Linked DNA regions of Homo sapiens: region 2 is linked to region 1. Evidence: chromatin loops called from intact Hi-C (ENCODE). Cell type or tissue: MCF 10A. All regions are shown on one strand. Each heading gives the region's core, and the rest is flanking DNA. Links, peaks and the distances in the headings are about the cores only. Region 1 overlaps LYSMD2 (LysM domain containing 2). Region 2 overlaps LOC105370816 (a long non-coding RNA gene).

Region 1 (2,924 bases), core at 320-2,819:
ATAAGTAAACCGACAGGGAATGGTTAGAAAGTGGGAAAGCCAGGATGTGAACTCAGAAAGTATGGCCCCTGAACCCATGCTTCTGAGTACTATGCTGTATTAAACTCAAGACTCAAATCTGCCCCTGTCCTTAGATTGGTTCCCACCTTGTTGCTAACTGTGTCTGAATATCCCTGGTGTTCTTGACTCTGTCATCTTGTGTGTCATCTTGTAGTCTAGACCATAAAGGTCCACATACATCTTAAATGCTTACTAATGACATTGAGATGAAGACAGTGGAGCCCCTGACTTTAGGAAGCTTGTGGACCAGTTATAGTGAGTCACTTGTGCAGCAGTATGTACAGAAGCCAGGGGGAGCCTAGCCCTTCACTGCCTGTGGACTCCCTGACTGCACACAGCCTCTGAGTCTGTCACCTTGTCTAGTCCTCTGTAGGCCCCTTGCCTGGCCTTGATGGCCCATTGTGCTCTGTATGATAGATGTATCTGTCAGCATTGCAGCAGAATACAGATAACACTCTCAGAGGATGTGGCCGAAGAGAGTTTAATAAAGGGACATTTACTGAATGTGGGCATAGTTGAGGGAACCAACAAGGGAAGTTGAAGCACCCAGAGACTAGCAATAGCAGGGAGACATTACCCCTAGGCCTGAAGGGCCAAGGGAACACTGGCAAGATCTGGAGCCTTGGATCTGGGACTCCTGATAGGAACTCTCACCAGAGAGGAATGCAGCCACTGGTTATGGTAAGGTCGTTCTGCTGCTGTTTGAAAACCAACTGGAATTCCAAGGACAAGGGGACCTGGGTAATGCCGTTCTTAAAAAGTCAGCCTCCTAGGGTTTAGAATAAGCCCAAGAAGAGTGGAGGAATGGATTGGGAGGGGAGAGTGGGTTTGAAAGGAGAATAAGCAGCACGACAGATAACTTACTACCCATTTCTGATTACTTCATCTTCCATGCCCACTCCTCTGACCTGCGTTAATTCATCCATCCATCCATCCTTCCATCCACCTGTCCATCCATCCTAAGCACTTAGTGTGTATGAGATCTTTGTCAGACCAGGAAGGCTATAGCAATAACCAGTTCTTGCCCTCAAAGAATTAATAGTGTACTCTTGCAGTTCCTAGCTCTGCTCAGCAGTTTGGATCCTGGTCCCATCTGTTTCTGTCTTCCATCATTATTCCCAGGAAGCAATGACTATTAGCAGTCGTAGTCCCCTTCTGATAAGCATTTCAAAGGGCACTGTATCAGCAAGAGCTCTTTCAGCTACAAGTGACAGAAAACCTAACTCAAATTGGCCTAAACAAAAAACAAACTCCAAGTGGAGTTTAGTGGATCTTGGAACTGAGCATGTTCTGTCTTCAGGCTGTGATCCAGAAGTTCAAATGCTCACCTCTAAGGTGACTCCAGTATCAGATTCCACAAGGTGCCAGGATGACTGCCAGCATCTCCAGCCTATCTCCTTCCAGCAGAAAGCAGTAGAGAACTCTCCCCTCGACTACCGTCCTGCAGGAGTCTCTTTGCATGTCTGAATGATTCTGTCATGGGTCTGTGATCTATCACAAAAGCCTGTGATGCTCCCCAGGGCAGGAATGAGTCATATGCTCACTCTGGAGCCAGGGGAGGGCTTAGTGTCATTGGAAGCCTATGCACTAAGAGAGATAGAGCAGCTGGATGCTTGGGGGCAAGATCTAGGGGTCCTAAAGGCGAAATAGCAATAGGTATACCTGAACCTGCTACGGGCAAAGTGTCCAAGTTATTAACCCTTTCAAACCTGAACTAGACCAGAGATACTTGGGGTTTTTAGATTTTAATTTTGTCTCTAAAAGGCACCTGCCCATGTTTATGTTCTCTTTCTCCCCTTAAACTAGAAACGAGAACACAAAAGACCATCCTTTTTAAAAATCTCATTCCTTTAATGGAGTATCTTTAGAAGAAAAAAGAAAGCTTTACATGTACTATTTGCATGGAATCAGCTTATAACAAAGCAGGATGAACAGGGTCCACTTAGTTGACTGTTGTTTTTGCAGGCTTTTTGAAGTAGAAATACAATTTTTTTGTTTTTACTCAGAATTCATTTGGCATTAAAGGCTCCCCATAATGTGATTTCATTAGTTGTGTACTTTAATTCAGATGTTGTACGGACTTCGGAGTCAGACAAAAATCCCATTTTAAACATTTAAAGAGCCATATGTACTTGGTCAAATCTACCATCTCTTTTGTGTTTTGATTTCTTCATCGCAAAGTGGAGAGTAGTAAGTACCATCCACTGCCAGACACTCTAATCACTACTTTCTCTCTCTCTTTCCATATAGATATATATGGGAATATATGTATAGAATGTACATATATTTTTATATATTCTCTCATATATATATATTTCCTTGATGTGAGTGGGTATATAAGCTCTCATTTAATCCTTGCAACAACCCTGTGAAAGGTAGATGGTACCTGTTTTACACATGAGGAGAAAGGATCAATGATATAAGTAACAAGCTCATGTTCATACAGTAACTGTATTTACTAAGTACAGTTCTAGAGACATGGGAAGCACTTCATAAGTAAAACAGCAGCAATGGTAAGTTTAAAAAAAATCAGATAATAGAAATGTTAAAACAAGAATGGAATTTATTAAGTGCTAAAAATTTTACATTTTTAAACTTCAGAGATTTAAGTCCACTGATGTTAAAAGCTGCCTTGTAGTAGAAATAGTATAATGTGGAAAAATTAGTCTGTCCTTTTTAAAAATTGGGAAACAATTCTCCAACATCTCTTGAAATAACTAGAGATATCTGGGGAGGTTACCAAACCTGAATGAAGAGTCTCAAATCCCAAGAAAGCATTGTGTACATTTTGCTTATGAATATTGGTAGTTCTGTATTGTATAATAAATCTTACTCCTTGACTTGGTTATATGTAATTCTGTGTC
Region 2 (2,924 bases), core at 279-2,778, 76 kb after region 1:
TAGGCAGCTACATACATAAGATTAGCCATCCTTGGAAGATTGAACTCATTTCATTTACTCTCTCCCCAATAATAATGAAGATTCTACAATGGAAACAGGAGTAAATATGTAATGTATTTTTTATTGATATTAAAATACATGAGATAATATTATTTGTATTTCCAGACTTGAGGCCATCCTCTGTATCTCCACCCCTGACCACTCCCTTGACCACATACATATCCAGTTACCTAGAGCACTGGATGACCGGCAAGCATCTCAAGTCTCAAATGCAACTACTCAAGCTCCTTCCTCCCTCACTCATGCTGCATCTCAAGAAGATGTAAGCCAATTATCCAGAGGCACTGAGGGTCCTATGCGACTGCACCATCATATCCCACAACCTGCTATTCACTGTTATTCTGCTTGTCCAGTCCATCTCCCTCCTCTCAATCTCCCCTCTGCCCTAGTTCAGGCTGCCATCATTTATTCGTTTATTTGTTCAGTAAGTATTTCTTGAGTACATATCATGTGCCATTCATATTCTGTGCCTCAAATAGAATAAGCAGTGAACAAAACACTCAGTGAACGTCACTGAACAAAACTGACACAAAACCTGCCTTCACAGAGTTTGCATTCAGGTGGAAAGGGAAATAAAACAGATAAGCAAAATACACATTGCTAGAAAGTTATGGGTGTATAGGAGAAAAAATAAAGCAGAGAAGAAGGACATGACATTTAGAGGTGGGGTTGAAAGGTCTCAATAAGGAGGTGACTTTTGTGTAGACTTGAGAAGGAAATGAGGGGGCTAGCGTTGTGGATATCTGGGGCAAAGCCTCCAGAGGAAAGAGTATGGTAAAAGTCCCTGGAGTGAGATTATGCCTGGCCTGTTCTAGGCATGGCAAAGGGGCCAGTGGGAATGGAGTAAAGTGAGCAAGGAGGAAAGGAGTAGAGAGGGATGGAGTGAAGTCAGAGAGCTAATAAAGACAAGATGCCGTAGGTCATTTTCTCAGTGAATGGGAAGCAAAGCCATCAACTGAGAATTGAAGTGATGTTCCTGTAAACAATTTAGTACCTTTGCCTTTTTTGTTTGTTTGTTTTGTTTTTCTTGGTACCTTTGCATTTTGAGGCACATTTTTATACCTATTTGTTGGAGATTCACCTAGGGATAGAAATGTGGGGTTGTATAGGATGTAAATGGAATCAAATAGATTTTTTAGGATTAAATTTTTTCTGATTTTAAAAGTAGGAAATACAAAAGTGTTTAAAGAAGTAAATATCACCTGTGACCACCTCTCCCAGAAATAAGTATATTTTATAAGTATACTTTAATATATTTTATTTAAGTATATTAATTTTTCAATGTGATTAATGCCAAAAGGAGAGTATAAGCCAATTTTATGTATAGCTTGATTACAATTATAAAAATGTGCTTAGAGAAAAAAGGATCAGAAAGGAGCATAACAATATGCTAACGGGTTATGTTAGTAAAAATATATGTGACTTCCTTTCTCTATTTCTAAAAATGTCTGCAATCTTATAATATTCTTAATGAGAAAAATTAATTTTACAAGCTTTTTAAAAATAGCTTTTTTTTTTTTTGTTTTTAAACAAAGATATTTGTTTTGGCAGTCCTCAAAGGAAACTTCTAGAATTACTATACAACTGTATTGACCTAGCGTTTGCCAGAATAATTCTTTTTTTCATTCATTGTGACATGGTACACCACTTTATAGGACTGGATTTGCATAGAAAATACTATTGAAATAACAGAAGGTACCTATTACTGCCTGTATATTCTGCCAACGTTTAGGAAATACTGCCACCAGGTGGATGGTAGGAATTTAGCTTTTGTCCCTTGATTTCATGTATCCTTCCTGTTGCCTTAATTCTGTACAGAAAGTAAGAACAGACAAAACTGACTCTCTGTGTGTGTGTATGTGTGTGTGTGTGTTTAAACACTGGGGGCTTTGGTTGAACCAGGAGGGTAAGCTCAGACAGTTGCTTATGTATGTGTGAACCAAGGAGGAAAGATGAAATCCCAACTAAGAGGACAGCTGAAGTGGAAATCTTGGACAGACTGGATTTCACATCCAGCACACTGAGTAATGCATGCTGATTCTAATTTTAGGGTCTATCCTAAAGAAATAATTATGGATACTTTAAGATTTAACACTGATGCTGCAAAGACTTAACATTGGTGTTTATTGCAGTGTTTATTTTTACTAAGTAAAACAAGAATCTAAATATCTTGCGATTGAGGATTAATTGAATAAATAATGATACGTCTCTGCAATTAACCACTCTTTGACCATTAAAATGAGGTTTAAAAGTATGTAATGACAATGAATGATGTTTATGATATACTTTTGAGTGAAAAATGGAGATAACAAAGTAGTATATGCCACACACAGCTAAAAAACTATAAGGGTATACATAAAAATATTAGCAATAACAATAGTAATTAACATATATTCAGTGCTTACTATGTGCCAGAGAAATTAAAATACCTATCTTGGACCTGCCTTGTCCTCCCTTCTCTAATTTAGTCCTTCTAGTGCTTCTCACTGCTTTTATATCAGTTTCTATTGGGCTCTAGACCCTTTGGAAAATCTTGTAGAGCATATGGGCCCCAGAGAGACATTTAAAAACACATAATATGAAATACAAAGCATTAAACAGGAAATCAATTACATTGGAATACAGTTATTAAAATATCAAAAAATCAAATTTGTGATATAGTTTTATATATACACATACATCTTTTTTTATTATTATACTTTAAGTTCTAGGGTAGATGTGCACAACGTGCAGGTTTGTTTACATGTGCCATGTTGGTTTGCTGCACCCATCAACTCATCATTTACATTAGGTATTTCTCCTAATGCTGTCCCTCCCCCAGCCCCCCATCCCCCAACAGGCCCCAGTGTGTGATGTTCCCCACC

What was found. Peaks named below come from ENCODE experiments on the same cell type or tissue, not always from the same donor. Only the 100,000 strongest peaks of a DNase experiment are listed, where the experiment ranks them.
Region 2: it touches region 1 in a loop (4-fold over the local background); 14 of 110 quality-filtered maps call a loop at or near these places.

Annotation. Positions count from the first base shown.
Region 1 is chr15:51,725,140-51,728,063 of GRCh38, reverse strand. All of the region lies in intron 1 of LYSMD2 (LysM domain containing 2), which reads left to right. Among named protein-coding and RNA genes, the nearest start is that of LYSMD2, 11 kb to the left of the region's middle. RefSeq lists a silencer at 1,592-1,651. In MCF 10A, for the core only: no CTCF peak of the experiment used is centred there; a DNase peak (open chromatin) is centred at 1,543.
Region 2 is chr15:51,648,994-51,651,917 of GRCh38, reverse strand. The region is part of intron 2 of LOC105370816 (a long non-coding RNA gene); the gene reads left to right. Among named protein-coding and RNA genes, the nearest start is that of DMXL2, 28 kb to the right of the region's middle. In MCF 10A, for the core only: a CTCF peak has its summit at 1,803 (motif pointing left); a DNase peak (open chromatin) is centred at 1,807.